Regions from separate parts of the Homo sapiens genome. Here all the other regions are linked to region 1. The links are chromatin loops, found by intact Hi-C in ENCODE. Cell type or tissue: mammary epithelial cell. All regions are shown on one strand. Region 1 has its middle 19 kb from the start of SWINGN. Region 2 overlaps GAS6 (growth arrest specific 6). Region 3 holds the start of GAS6 (growth arrest specific 6). Region 4 overlaps GAS6 (growth arrest specific 6). Region 5 holds the start of LOC124903219.

Region 1 (5,000 bases):
GATGAGGCATCTTCCCGGGAACAGCAGGCAGGTTACTTTGTGCCCTCTCCCAGGCCACACCACATGGCTTGTGGTCCACTGAAACCATCAGGTCTTCTCCCAGCACTTTAAGAGGCCAAGACAGGCGGATCACGAGGTCAGGAGATAGAGACCATCCTGGCTAACATGGAGAAACCCCATCTCTACTAAAAATACAAAAAACTAGTCAGGTGTGATGGTGGGCCCCTGCAGTCCCAGCTACTCAGGAGGCTGAGGCAGGAGAATGGCGTGAACCCTGGAGGCAGAGATTGCAGTGAGCCGAGACTGCGCCACTGCACTCAGCCTGGGCGACAGAGCGAGAATCTGAGAAAGAAAGAAAGAAAGAAAGAAAGAAAGAAAGAAAGAGAGAGAGAGAGAGAGAAAGAAAGAAAGAAGAAAGAAAGAAAGAAAGAAAGAAAGAAAGAAAGAAAGAAAGAAAGAAAGAAAGAAAGAAAGAAAGGAAAGAAAAACAAACCAAGTCTTCATCTGAGCTACTCCCAAGTCAAGGCCCTTAATACTGTGCTCTAGTAAACGAAAATGTAGCTCATTTTGTTCCTCCCTTGGGAGGCGTCGAATCGTCAGTCTGTTTCTCTACATATTGACCCTTTTGTTCAGATTGTGACAAGATCTGGCCATTGCCAGTCTTATCCAGGCCATGTGACAGGAGGTCAGCCAGGGGAACCACCTTGAGGTCAGTGCATGTTTAGAGTCCAGTGCTCTGTGGGCTGGAGTGCAGGGCAGTAAACCCACCGCCGCCCGTTCACTGTGATTTAGGGTCCAGTTCACCGCACTGTGGGCTGGAGTGCAGGGCAGTAAACCCACCGCTGCCCGTTCACCGTGAGTGAATGCCGCGTTTAAAACGCTAACCGAATTTGGCGTTCTTGCTGACACATTTTTATTGCTATTGTACGAGGTATCAGTGCAGAACGGGTTTGGATTGGTGACGGCTTTATTTGCGCCCCGCTGTGTCAAGCTCCCCAGCGGAGACCCTCACCTAGCACTGTACTCCCCACCGGCCAATTGGACCAACGTCGCGTGGAGGAAGAACTTGATGAAAGCTCATCTTGAGAAGCACACGCACCCCTCTAACTCACGTAACAGGACCTATGTGGCATGTGGTTGGAACAGGGTTTCCCAGGACCCTCGGGGGGACCAGTCCCCCTCTGTGGTGGGGCATCCTGGGAACTGAAGGGCGTCCTGCAGGCTCTGCACGCGGCACACAGGAATGCCAGCCACACACACACTTGACACACAATGCTGGCGCAGGAGGACCCAGGCCAGGAGGCTGTGTGGGTCGTCAGCCGGGTGAGGTGGTCAGCTGTGTCAGGTAGTAGCTAGGCCAGCACAAATATCCCAGTGTGCTGTGGGTGGCAGCTGCTGGTCCAGGGAGGACCCCAGGGTGAAAGGAGGGCACTGGGGTGGGAGCAGAACGGGGCCGCAGAGGACGGAGAGCCTGTCCCTGTGCCCTATGGCATCGTCAGGCCACGCTGGCTGTTGGCATCCAGGCCATTGGGTCTCCTGGGTCCTCCCCTCCACCCTGGAACAGTAGAGGGGTCCGAAGCCTGGTCTGACTGCTCGCTGGCCGAGGAGGAAACCTGCGCCCGGCAGCTCTCTGAGGGTCTCACAGTTGGGGAACAGCAAAGCCACAGCAGAGCTGGGGCTCCTGGCTGCCCTTTGGAGCCCCACAGCGGCGATAGGAGAGGAAGGCCTGGCACCCTTGGGGCCGACCGGCAGGTGCGTGGGCCGAAGGCACCCGTGGTTACTGCTGGGGCTGTCTCTTCCCTCTCTCTGGCTGTGGCCAGCACTGCAGGCCAAGATGCTCTGGGAGAGAGGGGCCAGCCACAGACCCGGGGGCTGTCGTCAGCCTGGCAGCACTACAGAAGGTGAGGTGGAGCGGGAAGCCTGAAGATTCCTGAAGGGGCCTTTGGCCCTGGAAAAGGCACATCAGAGCTGCGTGCTTGGAGGAAACGCTGTATATAAAATTTGGTTCCTCAATGCTGCTGGAATCTTCCACACCGTGGCTCCAGGACAAGCGTCGGGGCAGGTTACTTACGGGGAAGGGGGTTGGGGGAGGCTGGAGCAACTGGGAGTAAAATACTGGCTGCTGCCAGGGCAGGAGGGCGGACCAACCTCAAAGGGCCCAAAAGACCCAGAACCCGCTCCAGATGGGCAGGGCAGCCAGGAGTAGGTCACTGCTGCCGTCTGCTGTCGGAAGCAGGAGTTTCATTCTGCCCACGTGGCCTCCAAGTTCCAGCAGAAGACAGCTCCTCAGGAAGCAGGGAGCTCAGGGCCTGATGGGGCCATTAGGCCTTTTTATTTACCTGAAATGATGGCCCAAGGCTGGGTGAGGCTTCACAGATGTGAGAAGCAGCTGGCATCACAGTGGGTGGAGCGGGGAGCTGGCAGCAAGGCTTGGTTGGTTCTTGGCCCCACCTGTGCAGCTTCTGCGGCCCCGGGTGTCCATTTCCACCTCCCGAGATTCCTTGGGCCCAGGCCTGTAGTGGACACAAGCAGGTCCCGGACACACAGCCAAGCAGATGCGCAGCCATGTAGACAAGGAGCCCAGGAAGCACACAGGCTGACCCCGTGACACTTCCCCCCAGACACTCACTCAGGGGTCCACACCCACCATGGCCCATCAGCCAGGCCATTGGGAGGATGACAGCATATCCATGGGATTGGGGGTCAGCAGTGCTTTCCCGACCCCTCCTCCATGATTCTGGCCTGCCGAGCACTGACTGCCCTCTCTAGGAGCCCATGTCCAGCCAGGGTGCTGCCCCAGCGCCCATCGGGGCCATGGAGCGGGGCTCAGGCTGACCCATGAAAAGCCCACGTCCTGCCACAGGGACTCAGGGGACTTCTCATCGTTCCCAAGAGATGGTGTGGAGTTCTCAAAAACCTGCCTGAGCACACATTTATATCTGGCAATTTTTTAAAAAACTAACTACTGAGGAGTCACATAGACATGACTCAGCATGAAAGGAACCAGCCCCAGAAGAGCCCACAGCACCGGTTCAAGACCAGGCAAAACTAGCAGAAGGGACCAACGTCTGCCTGGCACCTGCCTCCTGGGACTGAAGCCCAGTGACTGGGGAGGCACAAAGAGGAAACTTCTATTTATTGTTCTTGACATCAAAAATGTTAAATTACTTATGAGTGGCTTTGACCAAAACAAGTGGTGGACATATACTCGGAAAGCTACATGAGAAAGTTAACCAGGAGGCCCTGGGCTGAGGCGGCTTCAGTGCCTGGGACCCTGTGTGAGCACACCGAAGCCCACTGGGAACTGGGCCACGAAACTGACACTGCCCAGAAACTGCCAAACCAGCCTCTCACCAGGGACTTCCTTTTAACCAGATGTCTTGTCTTTGTCCCGCTTCTGCAGACACTTAGAAAAGAGCTCCGCCCCTCAACCTCAGTGGAGCGCTGAACCTCACGCTGAACCTCACACGTTCTGGTACTGCTCAGTTCATGAATTGCTGAACGCTCCAACAGACCCCTTTGAATCTCAGTGTGCATGAGCTTATCACCTAAAACTACAAAACGCTACTGAGATAAATCGAAGGAGACCTGAATAAATTAAGAGATTTGTATTGTGGTATAATAAAAAATACATCTGGTCTTTGTCCCCTGTTCCAGGGACAGAACTCCTTAAATCTTTGGAATTTCCTGATAGGGGTGTCTGATTTCATAACAACTCTTTTTCACCACATTTGTTTACCCTAATGAGGTGACTCTTGGGGGACCCCAAGGTAGCTTTAGGGTGGGAGCTTGTTGCCAGAGGAACCAACCATGTAATTAGAGAGGAACTTCCAGCCCCCCTCACCGCCCCCACTCCTGGGAGGGGCCAGAGATTGAGTTTGTGTTCAATCACCAATGACCAATGACTTAATCAATCATACCTGTGTAATGAGGCCTAGATAAAAACTTTTGGGCATCAGGGTTGGGGAGCCCCCAGGCTGGGGAGCCCCCACGGTGCTCAGAGATCAGTGCCCACCTCCCCACTCTCTTCACTGAGCTGTTCATGGGTTTCCTTCATAATAAGCATGATTGTACGTAAAGCACTTTCCTGAGCCCTGGGAGGTGTTCTAGTGAATCTGAGGGGATGTAAAGTTCCCCAAATCTGCAGTTGTCAGGAGTGAGTGTGGGTTGCCTGGGTACCCATGTACGGCTGTCATCAGAAGTAGGGGCAGAGTCTTGTGGGACAGAGCCCTTCACCTTCAGGGTCTGTGACACTCCAGGTCGTCAGTGTCAGAAGAGTGTGTGTGACTCCCCAAAACAGGAAGGGCCTTTGAGATGAAGACGATTAAGAAGAAACAGGTCCAGGAGTGCTCTCCGGATTCCTCTTTTTGCCTAAAGCAGGGCATAGATTTACAAAGACAAAGGGCATTCTGTCCCCTCTTGCAGGGAGAACAAAGGCTAAGCCCTGAAGACAGTGTCAGGCCCTCACACCCGCAGATGCCCCGACAAGCTGTGCTCCCAGCCTCTGCCAGTCCTGTGCCTGGCCCCAAGCTGCCCACAGAGGGACCTCGGTGCTCCCATCTGTGGAGTGGGGTCATCACTCATGTCTCAGGCACCTTGGTGCTCCCATCGCCCCCTGCCTTGGGGACCTTGGTGCTCCCATCTGTAGAGTGGGGTCATCATTCTTGCTTGAGGGACCTCAGTGCAACCATCTGTAGAGTGGGGTCCTCACTCCCTGCCTCAAAGACCTCAGTGCTCCCATCTGGAGAATACGGTCATCACCCCCACCTCGGGGACCTCAGTGCTTCCATCTGTAGAGTGGGGTCCTCGCCCCCTGCCTCGGGCACCTCGGTGCTCCCATCTGTAGAGTGGGGTCATCACTCTTGCCTGAGGGACCTCAATGCACCCATCTGTAGAGTGGGGTCATCACCCCCTGCCTCAGAGACCTCGGTGCTCCCATCTGGAGAATATGGTCATCACCCCCACCTTGGGGACCTCACTGCTCCCATCTGTAGAGTGGG
Region 2 (5,000 bases), 110 kb before region 1:
TGCTGTTCCATTTAAATGACGGTGCTACAGGACACGGGGCCGTAAAAAGTAACCCCCCGGGGGCATTTGAAACTAAAACCCCAACCCCAAAGAGAAGCATTTACTGGTTTCAATCAATTTTCACTACCGGGTTAAACCACAATCCTAAGACTTGAGCATCTAATGTGGGACAGATGCTGTTTACGGCCAAGCACCCTGGGGTAGGAGGGGCAACCCTGAAATGAAGAGCCCTTTAGTCACCAGAGGAGAGCAAAGGCAGGGGCACGGAGAAAGGTGGGGGAGGAGAAGGGGGAGTAGGAGTGGGAGGAGGAAGGGGGGAGGGGAAGGAGGAAGAGGAGGAGGAGGAGGGGGAGAAGGGGGAGGGGGAGAAGGGGGAGGGGGAGAAGGGGAGGGGGAGAAGAGGAGGGGGAGGGGAGGAGGGGAGGAGGAGGGGGTAGGGAGAGGATGGAGAGGAGGGGGAGGAGGGGGAGGAGGAGGAGGGGGAGGAGGAGGGGGAGGGGGAGGAGAATGGGGAAGGGAAGGAGGAGGACGGAGGGGGAGGAGGACGGAGGGGGAGGACGACGGAGGGGGAGGAGGAGGAGAAGCAGGGAGGAAGAGGAGAAGGTGAGGGAGGGGTGGGGGAGGAGGTGAGGGAGGGGGTGGGGAGGGGTGAGGGAGGGGGTGGGGAGGGGTGAGGGAGGGGGTGGGGAGGGGTGGGGGAGGAGGAGGAGAGGGGAAATAAGGATGGGGGAGGAGGAGGGGGAAAAAGAGGAGGGGGAATGAGGAGGAAGAAGAGGGGAATGAGGAGGAAGAAGAGGGGAATGAGGAGGAGGAGGGGGAGGAAGAAGATGGGGAGGAAGAGGGGGAGTGGGGGGAGGAGGAGAAGAAAGAGGAGGAGGAAGATGAGGAGGAGGAGGAAGATGGGGAGGAGGAGGGGGAGTGGGGGGGAGGAGGAGGGGGAGTGGGGAGAGGAGGAGGGGGAGTGGGGAAAGGAGGAGGGGGAATGGTGGGGAGGAAGAGGAAGATGGGGAGGAGGAGGAGAGGACGGGAATGCCTCTGTCACTGTGGGCAGTAACTGTGAGCCTAGACTTTGCCGGGAGTGCCCGACTGGTGCAGGGACCCACGGGAGATGCTTTAGACGTCATCTCTCAGGATCGGCCTAGTCTTCACCTCTCTTTAAACCTGGGGTGCTGCTGTCTTCCAGGTCAGGGATAGAGCAGTGATGGGAGGGGCTCTGTCCTCGGCGGGGAAATGGGTTTATGTGTTAAGATGGGAATCACGTCATCTGCACACAGGGCTAACTCCTGGGTGGTCAGGGAAGGGAACCACCAAAGTGGACAGAAATAGCAGCTGCCTTTTGAAATCGGGGGATGGGGTGTGGCCCCTCCTGTCTGGTCAGATTCACTCTCCAGATCCTGGGGCTGTTTCTCCCTGAGCAACTGTCTGTCCTGTCCACGCAGTTCGGTGTCCTGGACAGTCAGCAGCAGCGCTAAGAACTATGCCAGAAACTCTCAGGGACACGCCTGGGCATGTCCAGATACAACGTGGGGAGGGAGGAGGAAGGTGCTCCCCCTGCAAAGTGGCAAAGGGCCAGTGGCAGCAGCAGCACCTGGAACAGCGTCGGGGGCGCGCACATTCACAGTGACTTTCTGGGGTGTCCTGGGGCTCCCCAGCTCTGGCCCTGGGCTGAGGGAACCCCAGACTGAAATATGAAAGGAAGTGGGGAGGGCAGGGCTATATTTAGTGGACAGAGGGAGACCAACAACGGGGTGCTTCTGGGGATGCTGGGGAGAGTGGACGGCGGGGGGACCCTAGCCTGGAGCCCTGACCCACAAGCTCACTACACAAGTGCCTGGAGCACTTCCAGGCTCTGTGAGGCTCTGGGGAATGGACGAGGCCCTACAGCCAGCAGTGTGGCCTCATGGGCTGGGCCGGCCCCCTGAGTCCTGGCCCTCAGATGCCGGGTGAGTCATCCTGGTGTGGTGCCGAGCAGCTCCCTGTGCTGCGGCTGGCCTGGGCTTGTGTAGTCTCTGCAGGATGCCCCATCCCATCCAGAACCACAGGAACCCAGCCAGCAGCAGCCGCTTGCAGAAGAGCAGACATGACCGAAAATAGAAGGTGGGGAGAGGAGAGAGGAGAGAGGCCTCACCCCAGGGCCTTACCTTGGCAGGTCCTGCCATCAGAGGAGAGCTCGAAGCCGCTGTGGCAGGAACAGTGGAAGCTACCCGGCTTGTTGTGGCAGATCTGGAGGCAGCCCCCGTTCTCCTGGCTGCATTCGTTGACATCTGGGAACAAGCACAGGCCTGAAGGGGAGCCCAAGGGTGCACAGCCCCTGGCTACGGTAGGAAGAGATCCCAGAGGTGCACAGCCCAGCCCTGGAGCAGGGAGGGAGCCCAGAGGTGCACAGCCCAGCCCTGGAGCAGAGAGAGATCCCAAAGGTGCACAGCCCAGCCCTGGAGCAGGGAGGGAGACCAGGGGTCACAGCCTAGCCCCGGAGCAGGAGGAAGGGACCCCGGGGGTGCACAGCCCAGCCCTGGAGCAGGGAGGGAGCCCAGGGGTGCACAGCCCAGCCCCGGAGCAGGAGGAGGGGACCCCGGGGGTGCACAGCCCAGCCCTGGAGCAGGGAGGGAGCCCGGGGGTGCACAGCCCAGCCCCGGAGCAGGAGGAAGGGACCCCGGGGGTGCACAGCCCAGCCCTGGAGCAGGGAGGGAGCCCGGGGGTGCACAGCCCAGCCCCGCAGCAGGAGGAAGGGACCCCGGGGGTGCACAGCCCAGCCCTGGAGCAGGGAGGGAGCCCGGGGGTGCACAGCCCAGCACTGGAGCAGGGAAGGAGCCGGGGGGGTGCACAGCCCAGCACTGGAGCAGGAGGAAGGGACCGCGGGTGTGCACAGCCCAGCCCTGGAGCAGGGAGAGAGCCTGGGAGTGCACAGCCCAGCCCCCGAGCAGAGAGAGATCCTAGAGGTGCACAGCCCAGCCCTGGAGCAGAGAGGGACCCCAGGGCTTGGACCTCACACCCCACTCAGCAGCCCTAGCGTTTCATGGCCCCTGGTCCTGGCCTTGCGTGTGGAGGTAGATGGTGGGAGGGCATGGGGGATCCCCAGCTGCGGTCTCAGCCTGGGGAGCTGCTGGCAGTCACAGCCCACAGGGCTCAGCTCCCTGGATGCCCATGTGCTTGCAGGAGGAGGCTGCAGGCCAGGAGTGACCTCTGGGTGCCGAGGACAGACAAGGCCAGGCCAGAGCTGGCCACTCCTTAGCAAAGCCCTCCCAGGCCACCTGTGGGGTAGGATTTGCCAAAGGGGACAGGCTGGCCTGCTGGGCTCTCCACTATGGGTCTCCACCAGGCCCTGGAGCTATTCTTCCTCCAGGGTCTTCACTGACACCACAGGTCTACACTGAAGGACGGTCAGAGGTGAAATCTCCCCCCGGCCTTTCAATCAGTGGGTGCCACTGACACCACAGGTCTGCACTCAAGGACGGTCAGAGGTGAAATTTCCCCCCCGCCTTTCAATCAGTGGGTGCCACTGACACCACAGGTCTGCACTCAAGGACGGTCAGAGGTGAAATTTCCCCCCCCGCCCTTCAATCAGTGGGTGCTGAGGCATCACTTGGTGTTTCCTTTCCTTCCAGCCCTGCTCCCAGAAAGGAGACTGCAGCTCCTCCCAATTCTCCTGGGGCTCCAGGATACCTCAGGGCTGCAGCCTCCTTGGGGCTGTCGGAGAGCAGCCTGAGGATGGCCGTGCCCCGGAGTGGGAGTGAGGAGCGGGGATCAGGGCAGGGTCGGAGATGGAGGGAGACCCCGCCTTTGTCTTCAGCCTCACGTACCTTTGTCGCAGAGCCGGCCCCCCCAGCCAGCTTTACACAGGCAGAAGAAGTTGCCCATGAGGTCCTGGCAGGCTTGGGTCCCCTTCCTATCGCAGGGGTTGGGCGTGCACTGGTCAGGCAGGTCTGATTGGGGACACAAAGTGGAAAATCATGTTCAGCTGCCCCACCCCTGCGCGCCCAACGCAGCTGAGATCGGGGCGGCTGTGGGGTCTCGGGTCCAGCCCGGAGGAGCTCTGAGGGGCGCAGGCTGAGGCAGCCCCTGGGCACCCGAGCCCTCTGTGCTGGCCTAGGGCTGACAGAATAGGCTGGCGGGCCCTGGGGCCGGCTCCAGGAAAACTCAGATCAACTGGGAGGGAGTGCCAGCAGGCCTGGACGCAAGGTGGGAAGGGCTGAGGGCAAAGGAGCAGGAACTGCCTGGCGTGAGGCCTGGGAGCTCAGACCTCCCAGGGAGTAGGCACACAGAACCCCCAGCTGACCTGGGGGCTTCCAGGCAGACTCGGAACATTCTGCCTTCCCTGGCCAGCCCCTAGCCCATCTCTGGTGAACTCTCCCTGCTGGGTGTGGCGGGGAGGACCCCAGGCCCAGGCTGCACTGCCAGAGGGGTCCTCCAGGAAGCCCCCCTCTTTCTGCTTAGCTGCCCCCTCTCCACGTGTCTTGATGGCTTTAGGCCAGGTGTGTTCTGCCCTTTCTCAGGGTGGTCACCTGGGCTCAGCTCCTGCAGGGCCAGAGGTCAGGGGAACGGGTGAGGGCCTGAGGGTGGGAACCCGTGCCAGTGCAGCTGCTTCCCAAGCAGTCCCCCATCCGAGAAGCTGCTCACAAACACATTCATACGAGGAGCTGCTCACAAACACGCTTCCAGGACACGGACCCAAACCACGTCCCAGAGGCAGGCAGGGAAGCCCCCGACAGTGCAGTTACGCAAGCCTGAGCCCCGGGAAGTTGGCAGAAAGAACGACAATTACACCCGGAGCTCAAAGAATCCTTTCATGGCTGCTGGCAGAGCAGAAGCAGCTCGGGGCTGAGCATGGCAGTGCTCAGGGGCGCGGTCCACACTCAGCTCAGCCCCACATGAGGACTCAGCCACGCTCAGCTTAGCCACACAGGGCTCCGTGGGGAACCCTGGGTAGGGCCCCCCTGCTGGCTGAGAGAGGGCTCCGGTCCATTGATTCCACACAAGTTCAATAAGGACCAGTCCCTGGG
Region 3 (5,000 bases), 85 kb before region 1:
AACAAGATAAGGAGAAGGTCTGGGCGGTGGAGAGCAAGGAGGCATGTGGGGGTGGCCCAGCCTGGAGGAATGTCGGGGGAGGGGCACGGCTCCAGCAGAGAGGGCTGGGGAGGTGGGAGGAGTGTCCCTTCCAGCAGAACAGGGCTTGAAACCACAGGTGTGTGGGGAGGGCCAGAGCCTGGGAGGGGTGCTGGGCTTAGTATCCGCCTGCTGGAAGGTGGGGGTCTGCAGAGCAGGCACTTCCCTCACAACCAGGAAGCAGCCCCAGCTTGGGGCAGTGGGACACGCTTCAGGCAGGTGAGCAGGTGGCCAGGTGGGCACAGAGGTTAGCACACAAGTGAGCCTGGAGCCTGGGAGGGGTGCCGGGCTTAGTATCTGCCTGCTGGAAGGGCTGCACAGCGGGTGCTTCCGGGAAGAAGGCGCAACCAGGAAGATGCCCCAGCAAGGGGCAGTGGGACACACTTCGGGCAGGTTAGCAGTTTAGCAGGTGGACATGAAGGTGAGCACACTGGAGAGCTGGCTCCAGCTGTCCCTTCCCTCCCTCGTAGGAGCCTGCCCAGGGGAAACAGCCAGGGCTGGGTAGGTGCGTGTTAACTAACGGCGGCCAGGCACTTCCCACATCCTAAAATGGCAGGGGGCTGGGACCACCTTCCCTACAACCACCCGTGGAGGACCACACATCAGGATCCTGGGCCTGGGGAGGCCAGGGACCCAAGGATGCTCTGACAGTCACCATGGCCAGGTCCTGGTCACCTCTTGAGCTCAGGCCACAGCCCTTTTCCTCAATCAGCCGCACTGCACAAAATGTAAAGTGAGCAACATTTCAAAGACAAGGAGCCCCTGGCCTTTGACAGGGAGAAGTTCATGGATGATTTTCATGCATTAGCAGGAAGTTGTGCTTGGACAGTCCCCTCGGGCCTGGGGTCTCCCAAGAGTGTGGCAGAGGATGCAGTGGAGACTAGGGTCCTGGGAGGGGTGGGCCTGGTGTGCTGGAGCCGGCTGGGACTCAAGCCAGCCTCTGGACCCTGCCCCTGCCCCTGCCCCAACCAGGCTGTCCCCAGCATCCACCTGCCGGCAGGAACCGGAAACAGAAACAGAAACAGACAGCAAGCTAATGGCCAGATCCAAAAACCAGAGGGAAAGCGGGTTGTTATCATTTGGCATGGGGGCTGGGAAGGAGGGCAGAACGCTGGGAACTGAGATGACGCTGAAAAGAAGCCGACAGAGGCTGCTGGGGCCAGGCTGTGAGAGGATGGGAGGGATGCCTCCCGGGCACCAAAGCCACTCAGCCACATGCAGGAGGGTGAGGAGATGAACATGCCAGCACAGAAACCATGTGACGCAACCGCAGTTGTATTAAAGTGATGGGGTCCTGAGTGCTGTTTTCATTTTCTTATCTTCATTTCACACCTTTGTAAATAAAGTTATTAAATTAAAATTGGAAAACCAGGTAGGGGACTGACTTGGGAAGAACAGCACAGTACATCCAGGCAGCGTCCAGTCTGATTGACATGGGCCCTGCAGGTCCTGGAGGACAGCGAGGAGGGGCTGCGGCCAGGCCTTGCAGGGCTGCGCGGAGCGGGTACTGTGGGGTGGGGGTGACCCTGCTGCCCTCAACTCCCATCACCAGCACGCCCCATGCCACAGTCCCTGTGCACGCAGAATGTTCCGGGTGAGGACGCTGTTGGAGGACACTGCACCAGCCACACGACCAACCCCACAGCTGGGCGGCGACTCCGAGCGACCAGGGCACACAGGCCCACCTGCCTCAGCCAGCAGCACAGGCCAGGATTCATCATTAAAGAAACAGGAAAACAGAGAGGCCGGGGAGAGCGACCAAGCTAGGCTGAGCTGAAGGAGGGCACGGGCCTGTGGGGCTGTGGGCAGCCCCCGGGCAACAGCCCCAGGTGCGTCATCTCTGCAGGGATGAGCTATGTCCACAAGTGCACAGTGGCCATCTGACAGCCTCAGAGCTTTCAGAAAGGCAGATCTAAGAGGGGTCAAGTCAACCACTAGAAATGTAAGCGGAAACAGGCCTCCATGGTTCATCCAGAACCACTCTTTCATCCCGGGTGACATTTATTCCACCCCAGGAGAATTCTTTAAAAGGAACATTCCAGCAGAACGGAAAACTTCGCTATGAAATCACCCTGACTTCAGGGCGGGAGGGACGTCAACGGGAATCCACACCTTCTCGGACTTTCCAAAGTCACCCGCTCCCGAGCCCGCAGGATAGAGTGGCCAGGCCGTCCTCACACGGCGGCTCCTGCGGGAGGCGGCCCCGGGCGCCCCGCCTTCTCCAAGGACATTCCTAACCGAGGTGCCGGGGCCAGCACCGTCGGGCTCCTGAAAGCACCCGCTGCCTCCAGGAGAGCACCTGGCAGAACGGGGCCGCGGAGCCGCCCTCCCCTCCCGCATGCGGCCCCGCTCGATTCCTGGAATCTTATTTTTGGACCTGCTGCCGCAAGCAGTTCCCGCCCTCGGCCCTTTCAATTCCTCTTTCGGGAGGGGACTGCTCTCCACCCCTCTCAGGAGGACGAGGCGCGGCCCGGGGGTTCCTCACCTCCAGCCCAGCAGAGGGAGGGCCGCGGGGAAGCGGTTTGGGTTTTAACCATTGTGTTTCTCTCGCACTTTGGAAACGGACTCCCGGCTTCCCCGCGGGGAGGCGTCTGACAGCGAGCGTTTCCCGGACAGCCCCGCAGCGTCTCACCGGCCTGCGCGGGGATCCCGGGGTCGCCGGGGGATGGGCGTGGGGGACGCGGGGCGGGCCGGGGCTCCTGGGACCCTGAGGCCAGGCCTCGCCGCGCGGAGCTGGGGGGCGGCAGCAGCGCTGCCTCTCGGGAGCGGTTGGAGGCGCGCGGGCGCCAGGGGTTCCCCCGCATCCCGCCCGCCGGCTGCTCACCGTCTCGGGGTCGTTCTCGAACACCTCCCGCGCCTCCTCGCGGCTGCACAGCTCCTCCACGCACTCCCTCTCCAGGTGGCCCTGCTTGGCCTCCTCGAAGACCTGAAAGGCGCGGCGCTGCCTGGGCCGCAGGAACTGCGTGGCCTCGCGCGCCGGCAACAGCGCGGCTGCCCGGAGGGAGAGAGGGGGACGCGTCAAGCCGCGCCCGGAGCCTCCTCCCGCCGCCCGGGGACGGGGTCTCGGGCCCGCGGGACTCACCAAGCGCGCACTCCGCGGCCAGCAGCAGCAGCAGCAGCTGCGGCGCGCGGCGCAGGGCGGCGGGCCCGGGCGAGAGCGAAGGGGCCATGGCGGGCCGGGGACGCGCGGTCAGAGCGCCCGGGAGGCCGAGGCGAGCCGCGGGCGCCGCGGGGCGGAGGCTCCGGTCATCCCGTCCTGGCGGCCCTGAAGGTCACATCGCGGCGGCGGCGGCGGCGGCGGCTGCGGCACCTCAAGCGCTCGGTCTGGGCGTGTTCGGGCGGCTGCGCGCGGGGAGGCGGCGGGGGCGGGACCAGCGCGCGGGCGGGGCGCGGGTTCCCGGGAGGATCCGGGCGCGGGGAAAGCGGAGCGTCCGGGACGCGGCGGGACTCGAGTGTTTCGGAAAAGGAGCGTCTCCCCAGGCGGTGGTTGTCTTCACTAGCGATGGGGTAAAAGGAGGACGCAATACCTGGTTCAACTTGAGCAGGTACATTTTGACCATATTCCAGGTGTCATGTGAAGATTTAAGCCTCTTTCCAACCCCCACTCCCCCCGAATCTACTGCATCCTTTTTGGAGTCTTCATTCTTAGGCACATTTTGTCAAGACTTAAAACCTACCAAAGAAAAGATACACTGAGGTCAGATCCAATCCCACTGGGGGCCAGCGAGTGAAATGCGACGGTTTCCTTTTATAATCTCTGTTTTTCATAATGATGACATTAAAAATCTTGAGGTTTCCCAGTAGATATTTAAGCTGAAAGCAACATTGTGCTTGTCTTCAGAGACCAAGACTTTCTGGCTCTTGTCTTGGAATATTTCGCAAAGTCATAGGCAAAACACACACAAACAAACAGAACCAAAACACAGCAGACCACTCACGGGGGACCGAACCAGGCAGTTAGCCCAGCATCCCCCTGCTGCGGGAGGAGGGAGCTTGGATACTCCTCTCTGGAGAATCCTGCTCTGGAAATCCCCACACCCCAAAATGCAATGTAGAGGGGCAGTGAGTCAGCACCTCACCCCAAATGAATGGCCGTTCTGCTCAGCAGGCTCAACGCTTAGATCCCCAGATCCAGTTTCTCTTTGCTTTCTGTAATTGGAAGAATGGAATAGGATTGCTGCTAGAAATCTTTGAGGTCACTGGTTTGAAAGTGGGATTATGAGCATGAATTTTTGTTGTTGTTGTTTGTTTGTTTTCAGACGGAGTCTCGCTATGTTGCCCAGGCTGGGGTGCAGTGGCGTGATCTCTGCTCACTGCAAGCTCCGCCTCCCGGGTTCACGCCATTCTCCTGCCTCAGCCTCCCGAGTAGCTGGGACCACAGGCGCCCGCCACCACGCCCGGCTGATTTTTTTTATTTTTAGTAGAGACGGGGTTTCACCGTGTTAGCCAGGATGATCTCAATCTCCTGACCTCGTGATCCGCCCGCCTGGGCCTCCCAAAGTGCTGGGATTACAGGTGTGAGCCACCGCGCCTGGCCGAGCATGTTAATTTAAGCAAATGAATGTCCCTGGGAATGATCTTCAAGGAGAATTAAAGTGGGATAGAGAAGTCATCTATCTGCACCTGTGTCTGAACCAGAATGACGAGGCACTTCCATGTCAGCTAGTTACTGGAGCAGGCGGAGTAAGGAGTACCCCTGGGCTTCTGCCCCGAAACCACCACGGCTACTTCAAAACAATATTACATTAATTTTCCTGCTTGTTCTTGAGAAGCACTGGTTTGAAAAATTGGATGGGGTGATACATGTTTTAATCAGTATTTACAAGGCTCCTTAATCACTTCATCAGACAATTCATTGAGCACCTACTATGTGCCAGGCAGTGTAATTCATTGAGCACCTGCTGTGTGCCAGGCAGTGTCTG
Region 4 (5,000 bases), 130 kb before region 1:
AGCCGTCAGGCCGGGGGCCAGAGGGAAGCCGCTCCTTCCCGGCCCGAGGCTGCCCCTCAGGAGCCCACTCGGCCGATGCCACCTTGTCAGTCCAGCCAGCGGGGCCTCCCCTGTGGCCTTCAAAGCCACAGGCCTCTTTCTAGAAACCTCTTTGCAGTTCATTTGTGGCGATTTATCCCTGGATGGGTTCTCATGGATTCTATCCTTCTTCTCCACCCGACTTTTCTCTAGGTCAAGTGCTGACCCCAGCCAGGCAGAGGCAAAGATGCCCCGACGCACAGCCTGTCCTGCCCGGTGGGCGCAGCTCTGGGACTGACTGGTGGGAGGTGGGGCTGCTCCGAGCTGCCCCGTCTCACTCCTGCCCAGGGAGCTCCGAGCACGGGTGGGGGTTTGGTCTTAAAGTGGAATCCTGGTTTGGGCCTCAGAGCTGAAACCCTCCCTGATCCCCCGTGTGGCCCCTGCAGTGACCGCATCCACCCTGGGGACCCATGTTTGGCCCAGAGGCTCGAGCACAGGTGGCCGCGTCCCACGGGAGCGTCAAGCCATGAGTCTTGGTCGTCCCCTTGGGACCAAGGAGAAGCAGTGACTCCGTGGCCCCCACCAGCTGCGGCTCCGACATCCTTCCAGGAGGCAGGCAGGGTCCCGACTGCATTTCAGGCACCTGCCTGGCCGCGTTCCGGCTGCCCTGACCTTCCCTGCAGACTTGTGGCCTGCTGGGGTCAGAGAGCACCAGTGACCGCTCCACCCCTTGCAGACAAGGAAGCTGAGGCTGAGGGACATGGGGACCCTGCCAGTGGGGACGCGGGAAGCAGGGCTGGCTTTGCTCCTGGCAAGCTCTACCCCAGACCGACACAGAGAAAGCAGTTTCCCTTTCTCAACAGAACACACTTGAGGCCCGGAAGCAAGTGGATCTGTGCAGGAGGGTGGGGACGGGAATGGCACAGGGGTGCAGGCGCTGCCTCGGTGTCTTCCGGCCCTCGGTCCCAGCTCGGGGTCCCTCCCAGGTTGGCTCAGAGGCCGCTGCCCCAGCAGCCTGCATTTGTGTGCCAAGCCCTCCTCACTCAGCAATGACTGGCTGCCTGTGGTGGGGGCCGAGCAGGGCGTTCTCCGCATTTACAGAACAAGTAAACTGAGGCTCCAGCCCCTGCCGCCACTACCAGAGGAGTCAGAGGCTCCTGGGGAGCAGACCGTGGCTGCCCAACCAGGCTGGGAGCAGAAAAGAGGGAGGGATCTTTGGAGCGGCTGAGGGTGCGGCCTGGAGCCCTGGCAGCCCCGCTCATCCCAAACGCTGCTACGTGTGCAGAACCCCGCGGGGAGCAGATGACGGCCACGCGGTGTTACAAAGCTTTCTGTAAATATTTTATTTTCCATATTTTAGAGTCAGAAAGAAGCGCTTGGTAATAAAAATAATAGAGAATTATTTTCTTCGAGCCCGCTCTGCGCTGCGCCGGCCTCCCCGCGCCCGGGCCCACGGCTGAGTGCGCGGCGTCAGAGGCCCCAAGTCCATCTCACTATTTACAGATATGTTACAGGCCGGGATGGTCACAGAGGAAAGCCCAGCTCTCAGCATGGCCCCACGTGGTGAGGAGCCCCCAGGCTCCTCCCGGCTGTCTCGGACAGAGACTGAGAAGCCTGCCGCGTCCCGTGGGGGCCTAGGCTGCGGCGGGCTCCACGGGGGGGCAGGAGTGGGCCGTGATGTCGCTGTGCTTGTACGCCGCCTCGTCCAGGTCCAGCAGCCTCCGGTTGACCTCCAGTGTCATGCAGCCGCGGTAGAACGCGGTGACTGGCGCTGAAGTCACCGGCACATCTGGGCCGCAGGGAGAGAACAACATATCTTAGCTCACCACGTGGCCGGCCCCGCCTGGCCCCCCCACCCCCGGCAGCGCTTGTGGCCAGCCCCGGGTTCCCTCCGAAAGGGCAGGGTTTCCCTTTCTTCTCTAACTTCTCGGTCCCCGTTCGTTTGGCCGCAGACCCGGCAGACAAGCAGGAGGCATCTGCCAGCCTGGGCTCTGCAGACGCCAGCCCTCCCTTCCCCGCTGGGAGCACAGACAGTCCCATCGGTTAAACGTGATCTTCTTCTGTGCCCAGTGAGTCATTCAGGCTGCAGGCCTCCTGGCTCGCTCTCATCCTCTTCAAAGCTCTGTTTATTAAAACTAAGTGGAGTCTGTGTCTGGCAGCCAAGAGAGAAATCCTGCCGTTTGCCGCAAGTGAAAACCTGCGGGCAGCCGAGGACTTGCCGGCTCCCACGTGCCTTTCCGCTGACCCTCCCAGCTCATGGCAAGGACATCCCCGGTCCCAGCCTCTGTGCTGTGTAGCCCATGGGACACGGCAGGACGCCCTGCTGGACATGGGAGGGGCTGGCGGTCACTCTGTTCGCTGCTAACAGCTGCGGTGACAGCCGCGGGTCCCAACTGCAGCCTGGCCCGAGGTCTGCCCAGCCCTCTCCCCCGGGGCTGGTCTGATGGGTGTGGACGAATGCTCCCTGAAGATGCAGGTTCGTGGGGCCTGACTCAGGCCAATGCCGGCCCCCGTACGTGTTTCTCAGTCTCAGCCAATGACCTGACCAGCACCGAGACACCATAATAGCCACTAACGACCCACCTGGACTTCTCCTTCCTCTTAAAACACAAGTCCTCTTCCGCATTCACTACCAGAAACCCCAGCCTGTCCAGGTTAGATCTGGGGTGACCAAGCTGGGCCTCCCTGGAGCTCTTCACCCGGGTTGAGCGGAGCAGGGAGCACCTACCTGGCAGGCCGCCAGCAAAGGTGAGCACGGGGCTCCGCAGGTGCCTCTCGAGCACGGCCAGCCTCTCCTGCAGCTGCGCGGCGCTCACCTCGCTCTGGCCCCTGGTGCCGTCCACCTCCAGGGTGGCCTCACCGTCCCTCAGCGAGACGGTGACCACGTGCTCTTGGCCGTCGCAGACCTTGATCTCCATTAGGGCCAAGGCCGTATGCTCCACGGCCAGGACCACCAGCTGCAGGAGACCGAGGTGTGGTCAGGGCCTGCCGGCCACCCCTACGTGAGCTGTTAGGTCCAAGCTGGTCCTCACAGCTGCTGGCCACCCCTACGCCGCACGCCTGTCTCCGTCCAGGGTTCCCTGCAGCCCTGGGTCTGGATGCTCGCTGACTGTGGATGACACCCCCACCCCACCTGGGGCTCAGCTTCTCTGCACGTAAAGCCAGGGGCCAGCCTGGGAGGCTGTGGGGGAACAAGTGTGGCCCCCAGGTTGGGTGTGAGAGGGTCAACCCCAGCCCCAGGCACCAGGCACACACAAGACCGAGGCTGCACTTGACCAGGAACTGGGGTGGCCCTGATGGGGACCCAGGACCCAGCCCTGCGGTGGCGGCCTCCCAGCCCGGTGGGCACTCACGCTGGCACCACAGCCCAGCAGCCCAGGGGTCGGCTGTTGCTACATAACAGCAGCTGTTTATTCCAGATGCTGAGATTGGGTCTGGCCCTGGTAACGAGCATTTGCATGAACCAAGCCTGTCTGTCGTATCCCAGCAAGCGGGAGGGCTCTGTGGCCCCGGGGTGGGCAGACTTGGAGAACGTGAGCCTCTCTGGTTTGACCCATGTCTCCCTCCTTAGCACACGAGCGAGAGAATAAAAGCTGTTTCTGTCACCTCTTGATTGTTCTGTGGGGAAAACAGCATGAGTCCCCCAGCCCAGGACAGCTGACTTATTGTGAGGACCGGGGGTGGGGGGACCTTGTCCAAGGGGCAGCTGCACTCAGCTCCACCCGGTGTCCCCCACGGAAAGACGCTGTTGGGGGACCGGCCAAGGTCACAGATCCGACTTTTCCAGGGAAATTGGAAAACTGAGTTTGTTGCTGAAATCATCTGACTTAAACACCAGAGACTAATTCAGATTGCTGTGAGCCACCATCTGCCCAACCGAACAGGGGAAAAGCTCCCACACTGTGAGCCGAGTGTGGCTCGCAGGCGCCGGCCCCCTCAGCTGTGTGGCGGTGACCTGGTGTCCAAACAACCCCCGCAGCCCGAAGCGTGGCCCACGCCGGGCTTGGCTCATCAGACCTCTGGTCAGAGGCTTTGGGGGTCCCTGGGGATCCCACCGCGGGCCCCCTTCGTCCCCTGCCAGGGAGTGCAGCCCACGTACCCGTGGGTCGAGCCGGTCAGGACGCCCTGGGTGGCGGAGGCCCTACCTGCTTCTTGAGTTTCTTCGTGGAGTGATAGTCTACCAGTGCCACAGAGAGAGGCACGGCACGGAGGTCGGGGGCCCAGAGCGCAAACAGCACGCCTGTGTCTGCGGCTGGGCGGATGTGAGCCACGACTTCTACTTCCCAGGTTGATTCAGTCCCGACGTCCAGAGGGGTCCGCACTGCAATGAAAGCGGTGCATTATAGGGTGGTATGCACGGTGGAGAGGCCACAGTGAGGTCGGAGCAGGGCCTCGAGAGATGCAGTCCCAGCCGGGGTGGGAAGCTGTGCAGACAGCCCCGGATCTGGGACGTGATGGAAAACTCAACAGACTGGTTCAGATCTTGGCCCGGAGCCCAGAGGCACCGGGGACCCCCAGGCTGTTTCTCCCTGGCCACACCAGTACCCCACTTCCAAATGCCCTGTAGGTGACCACCAGGCCACACAGGCCCGTCTGAGGGGCCACAGGCTGTGCACCATGGGACGCAGGCCTGTCCCTGCCTCCCTCCGATGTCCTCTTGTTTCAGGAGCGCCTGACAGCTCCTTCCTCAGAGCGTGCGTGGCCTCGTGCCTCGCATCTCACCTGCAGCTTTCAGGTAGCAGCACAGGGCCCAGTGGGGGCTGAGAGTTTAAGATAGCATGCGGACAGGAGCTGTCATGAGCACGGTGGTCTGGGGTCTGAGCTGTCAGGAGCACGCGCGGTCTGGGGTCTGAGCTGTCAGGAGCACCCGCGGTCTGAGTTCTGAGCTGTCAGGAGCACCGTGGTCTGGGGTCTGAGCTGTCGGGAGCACGCGTGGTCTGGGGTCTGAGCTGTCAGGAGCACCCGCGGTCTGGGGTCTGAGC
Region 5 (5,000 bases), 330 kb before region 1:
GGAGCTGGGTGGACTCTGGGACAGCGGCCGCTGGGACCCGGGCTTCCCTGGTGGCAGGTGTGCCGAGGAAAACACACAGCATGTGGTTCAGTAATAACAAACAGCATTTTCATATGACATCTGTGTTCATATGACCACTTTATTATAATGGCATAGCATAACAGCATTTAAGGAAATCAGCCTGACGGCTCTATGTATGGGTAAATCTGAAACACAATGTTGGCAGAATTGCAGAATGCGAGCCATATAATATTTGTCTGTGTTTCAGACGCACACAAAAACAATCATTTATAGCCTTAGGTTCAGCACATCCTGGAAAAGTATGAAAAATAAAGTGAGTACGTCCCTGCAGGCCCTGGGAGTTGCACACAGGGCAGACTCGGGGGGAGGCTGAGGATCCTGGGGACTGTAATTTTATTTCTGCTCTTTATGTCTCTATGAAACTTGAAGCAAGTATGATGATAACAGTGAATTTTAAGTGTACTGGAATAAAATTGTCATGTTATTGTTTGTATTTGAAAAGTTTCTCAGTGAATAGAAACAAGAAGCCCGGCTGGGCGTAGTGGCTAACACCTGTAATCCCAGCACTTTGGGAGGCCGAGGCAGGCGGATCACCAGAGGTCAGGCGTTCAAGACCAGCCTGGCCAACATGGTGAAACCCTTCTCTACTAAAAATACAAAAGTTAGCCAGTGTGGTGGCAGGTGCCTGTAGTCCCAGCTACTCAGGAGGCTGAGGCAGGGGAATCGCTGGAACGCGGGAGGCGGAGCTTGCAGTGAGCCGAGATCATGTCACTGCCCTCCAGCCTGGGCGACACAGTGAGACTCCATCTCAAAAAAAAAACAAAAAAAAAAAAAAAAAAAGAAGAAGCCCACCCACCCAGGTCTGGCCCCAGAAGCCACTGCCACTGCCCTTTCCAGCCTGTACGTCTGGGTGTGGGTCTGAGATGTATTCAGGGAGGGGCCTTGCTGCTCGCTGTGGTCGGGTGGCTGTGCAAGCTCAGCCCCTATCTCCAGGCCCTTCTGAAGTGCTGCTCGGGGCCGGACAGGGGGTATTCACCCTCAGCCTCAGGATTTCTTTCTTCTCCCTGTTACTGATGTACGTACCCTGCCCTCTGTCCCGTAGAGACTCAGCTGGTGACCCAGGGGTGCTGCTGGGTTGGTGTGGTGTGCCACTCAGAGGTCCTCTGTTGGTTTGTGTCTAGGCTGGGAGGGGCCCTCTGTGCTTGGCAAGGCCTTGGGCTCCGAAACCCTTTACCTGCAGCTGGTGTGGGGGCTCAGACTCCAGGTGGACAGCAGGAGTGAGTGGGGAAGCTCAGGGGCCCTGGATGTCTGCCTGCATTCACTCATCCTGCCCTGGGTACCAGAGGAGGGACCCTCTTCCCTCTGTGTGTTTGTCTCCCCCTTCCTAATTGTGAAAACCCTTAGCGACCCACCCCAGCCTCACGGTGCTGGCCTCTGGCCCAGAGGGAGAGACCTGGTTGGAAGGACAGATGGTGTAGGCAGGCCAGCCGGCCGGCCTGTGGGTGGAGCAGATGGAGGGCAGGCCGGATGCCCCGAGGGTCTCAGCTACACTGCTGTCCCACAGCCCCACCACCACCTGAATCCCTGAGTCCTACCCACACTCCCTGATGGGGCAGGAAAGGGGAGCCCCAGACTGGGATGCCTGAGTGTATGCTACCTGTGGTGCTGGTGGACGGGCGCCGTGGCCTGGCTGTTCAGGACGGAAAGAGCCGCCTGGGCTGCTGATGGAGAGTGACAGTGCCACTGGCTTTTGTGAACTCAGAGGTCTGTTTCTTTCTTCACATTTATTGAAATTAGAGACTCGTTTGCAAATTTTAAAAGATGTTATCTTTGTAATGAATCAACTACATATTCTTGAAAACTGAGTGTTTACTCATCTGTATGTGAATCTGAAAAGTGTTTAATTGCGTACTTTAAATCATTCCCTGCATAGTAGAATATTATTTTTGCTTTTAAAATGCCTTTCCCTGGTAAGTATTACACCGTGTATATGTGCATCCAATCATCACTGGTACATTTCGAATATGTACAATCTTTACTTTTCAATTGAATATTCTGAAAATACCTTTCACATATATAAAACAATAAAAAAGTAAATATTTGCTTTTCTTAGGATGCACACCTTTATTTTTGGAAGAAAATTTCCCAAAGCAGATCATCTTATTTTAGTTCCAGAAGAGAATTTTAAATATGTGCTGACATTGGTTGGTAAAAATACTAATATTTAACCCAGTTGAATCAAAAGGCAAATGTCTTTTTAATCACTTCCTAATGATCTGTCTTGGCCAACTTAGGTTATTAAGAGAAATTACTAAGTGTCCTTATGTAGCACAAAATTCATTGTTTAATATATTTTAAAGAAATGCATAAAAAGCAGTAGATGTTTTAAAAATGCATGGGTTGTAAAGGGCCCCAAAATGAAACTTCAGATCGCAAAGGCAATGTATTCGAAAGTCTCACCGATGATTCATGAGTCATTTTGGTGCTAACTGGTGGGAATGAAGGGAGATGCCTGTGGGGAGGTCCAGGGTCCTGCAGCTCTGCGGATGGGCGGCCGTCCGGGGAGGCCCAAGGTGTGGCGAGATCGGGGAGTTCTTCTTTCCTGATGTTGTTGTGACCCGAAAGTCTGTGTTTTCTTCACCTGAGAGTATCATGTATTTTCAAATGGGGGGCTATCCGCTCAGCTCCCCCAGCCGTGGGGTGGGGTGTGGGTGGCAAGCCACCCAGGTGCCGAGGCAAGAGACCGAGGACACGAGCTGTTCCAGTATAATAAAATATAAAACAAGAATGGTTATTCCAGATATAGATCTTAGATATGATTATATATGAATATCATTAATCATTAGTTTGTAGCAATTACTCTTTATTCCAATATTACAATAATCCTCACTCTACAATCATAACCCAGGAAAAACCAGGCCATACAGAGATAGGAGCTGAGGGGACATAGTGAGGAGTGACCAGAAGACGAGTGCGAGCCTTCTGTTATGCCCGGACAGGGCCACCAGAGGGCTCCTTGGTCTAGCGGTAACGCCAGCGTCTGGGAAGATGTCCGTTGCCAGGTGGACTGTGGTCTAGCGGTAGCCTCAGTGTCACGGAAAAACAGCGGCTACTTAGCAGACCGGGAAAGGGAGTTTAGAGAAGACTCTGTTCCTCCACCTCTTGTGGAGGGCCTGACATGAGTCAGGCTCGCCTGCAGTTATCTGGAGGCCTAACCGTCTCCCTGTGATGCTGTGCTTCAGTGGTCACGCTCCTAGTCCACCTTCATGTTCCATCCTGTACACCTGGCTCTGCCTTCTAGATAGCAGTAGTAAATTAGTGAAAGTACTAAAAGTCTCTGATATGCAGAAATAATGGCGTAAGCTGTCTTTCTCTTTGCCTCCTCTCTCTCTCTGCCTCGGCTGCCAGGCAGGGAAGGGCCCCCTGTCCAGTGGACGCGTGACCCACATGGCCTTACCTGTGATTGGAGATGGCTTACTCTCCTTATCTTTCCCTTTTGTCTTGTATCCAATAAATATCAGTGCAGCCTGGCATTCGGGGCCACTACCGGTCTCTGCGACTTGGTGGTAGTGGTCCCCCGGGCCCAGCTGCCTTTTCTTTTATCTCTTTGTCTTGTGTCTTTACTTCTACACTCTCTCGTCTCCGCACACGGGGAGAAACCCACCGACCCTGTGGGGCCGGTCCCTACAGTGGGGCACTGCGAGCCCCTTGCTGCCTCTGTGTGGCCGCCCACCCTTCCAGTGTTGCCCTGACGCCCCTCCCGGGCTGTGCTGACCACCCAGGCCTCCCAACTTGTTTCCCAGGGTGCTCGCTACCACCTGGTTTACGGTTTCTTTGTTTAGTTCTCTCTGCCCGCTGATGCCAGTTTTTGAACTTTATCATTACTACTTCTGTTTATGTGTAAATGTTCCAGGACTTTTATCCACCGCCCTGTCCCTAGGACCTTTTGCATACCGCTGTTGGAAGACAGAGGCTTCACATCTCCTGCAGAGGGGTCTCCCGCTTGCTTCACCAGTGTTCTGAGGGCACCTGCATGTTTAGAGCCGCAGCCTCTGTGGAAGGCACACTCCTTCCTAGGAACAAATGTGGTTCTCCTTCCTAAGGAAAAGTGGATTATCAGATTTCCAAACTAGTTTTGCAGCCTTATAGAGAAATGTTGCGATAAAAATTCTAGTTTTAAAATTCTGTTCCATAATTGTCATAGAATCACAGACTTTTCCAGGCCGTGGTCCCCACCAGCACGTTCCATAGCAGACATCGCCGAGGGGCTGGAGCAGTGGATGATCTGCCTGGGTCACCTGGGTGGCGTCAGCGCGGCCCTGCGGCCCTCCCCTTACGGGTTTACATTGGGAATCAAGCTTCATGGAGGTGTTGCTCTTGAGCCCTGGATTTGAGACAGTACACGTGGGGAAAGCTAAGCATCTCTAATTGCAAGCACCGTCTTGCATTTAGAATGGTCGCTTGTAGCCTTAACTTAGAAAAGGAGTCTCGCCCTTGACCTGGTGTCCTTGTGTTGCAGGCGTGGTGTCCCTCGTGGCCGTTCACCCCTCCACCGTCAACCCGCTCGGGAAGCAGCTCTTGCCAAAAACCTTTGGACAGTCCAATGTCAACATTGCCCAGCAAGTGGTAAGCCTCCCGCAGGAGCGGACAGCCGGGATCTCGGTGTGAGGTCGGGATCGGATGAGCCGTGTGGTTGGGGATGTTCCCAGGTGTGCCTGGATTTGGGCTCCAGTTGCAGCATGGGGCCTTTCCCTCATCAGGGAGCCCGTGGCCAGTGCTAGATTTTCCATAGCCCTCTGCAGCTGCCCACGTGTTGTTGTGGGAGAGGTGATGGCGCCCACAGCACTCCTGTGTGCCCCAGCCCATGCCATCCTTCCAGTAACTGGAGGGTGGTGGGTGGGGCCGCGGCCCCAACCAGAGGCAGCTTCCTTTTAGTGTCAGAGCTCGAAGCTCTTCATCTAACAGGGGCTTCTTACGTG

Evidence for each region. Hi-C counts contacts between places; a loop is a spot of excess contacts. Peaks named below come from ENCODE experiments on the same cell type or tissue, not always from the same donor. Only the 100,000 strongest peaks of a DNase experiment are listed, where the experiment ranks them.
Region 2: a loop joins it to region 1, with 10 times the contacts of the local background. A loop is called at or near these places in 4 of 110 quality-filtered maps.
Region 3: it touches region 1 in a loop (16-fold over the local background); 11 of 110 quality-filtered maps call a loop at or near these places.
Region 4: it touches region 1 in a loop (8-fold over the local background); 71 of 110 quality-filtered maps call a loop at or near these places.
Region 5: it touches region 1 in a loop (21-fold over the local background); 3 of 110 quality-filtered maps call a loop at or near these places.

Annotation. Positions count from the first base shown.
Region 1 is chr13:113,945,195-113,950,194 of GRCh38, forward strand. It overlaps a transcript of C13orf46 not described here. Among named protein-coding and RNA genes, the nearest start is that of SWINGN, 19 kb to the left of the region's middle. In mammary epithelial cell, a CTCF peak has its summit at 2,220 (motif pointing left); no DNase peak of the experiment used is centred here.
Region 2 is chr13:113,835,928-113,840,927 of GRCh38, forward strand. It overlaps GAS6 (growth arrest specific 6), which reads right to left. Exons shown (of 15, transcript NM_000820.4): 5 at 3,801-3,923; 6 at 2,142-2,264. It overlaps GAS6-AS1 (GAS6 antisense RNA 1), which reads left to right. Exons shown (of 5, transcript NR_044995.2): 4 at 2,150-2,320. Among named protein-coding and RNA genes, the nearest start is that of GAS6-AS1, 23 kb to the left of the region's middle. RefSeq lists enhancers at 1,355-1,564, 1,673-2,225, 2,065-2,124, 2,780-3,332, 3,504-4,080. In mammary epithelial cell, no CTCF peak of the experiment used is centred here; DNase peaks (open chromatin) are centred at 1,444 and 1,974; H3K4me3 peaks cover 1,194 bases; H3K27ac peaks cover 1,424 bases.
Region 3 is chr13:113,860,673-113,865,672 of GRCh38, forward strand. It overlaps GAS6 (growth arrest specific 6), which reads right to left and starts at 3,404. Exons shown (of 15, transcript NM_000820.4): 1 at 3,161-3,404; 2 at 2,903-3,069. The coding sequence starts at 3,248. GAS6-DT (GAS6 divergent transcript) reads left to right here and starts at 3,505. Exons shown (of 2, transcript NR_044993.1): 1 at 3,505-3,623; 2 at 4,338-5,000. RefSeq lists enhancers at 1-449, 2,818-3,409 and silencers at 2,428-2,477, 2,958-3,017, 3,038-3,097. In mammary epithelial cell, CTCF peaks have their summits at 1,672 and 2,956; DNase peaks (open chromatin) are centred at 1,279, 2,009, 2,039 and 4,129; H3K4me3 peaks cover 3,649 bases; H3K27ac peaks cover 3,965 bases.
Region 4 is chr13:113,819,212-113,824,211 of GRCh38, forward strand. GAS6 (growth arrest specific 6) reads right to left here. Exons shown (of 15, transcript NM_000820.4): 13 at 4,164-4,339; 14 at 2,747-2,975; 15 at 1,338-1,807. The coding sequence ends at 1,653. All of the region lies in intron 1 of GAS6-AS1 (GAS6 antisense RNA 1), which reads left to right. It also overlaps LOC124903220. Among named protein-coding and RNA genes, the nearest start is that of GAS6-AS1, 6.1 kb to the left of the region's middle. RefSeq lists enhancers at 1,382-1,931, 2,481-3,029. In mammary epithelial cell, no CTCF peak of the experiment used is centred here; a DNase peak (open chromatin) is centred at 2,130; H3K27ac peaks cover 966 bases.
Region 5 is chr13:113,618,640-113,623,639 of GRCh38, forward strand. TFDP1 (transcription factor Dp-1) reads left to right here. Exons shown (of 12, transcript NM_007111.5): 4 at 4,541-4,647. It overlaps LOC124903219, which reads left to right and starts at 4,654. Exons shown (of 2, transcript XM_047430839.1): 1 at 4,654-5,000. In mammary epithelial cell, a CTCF peak has its summit at 3,036 (motif pointing right); no DNase peak of the experiment used is centred here.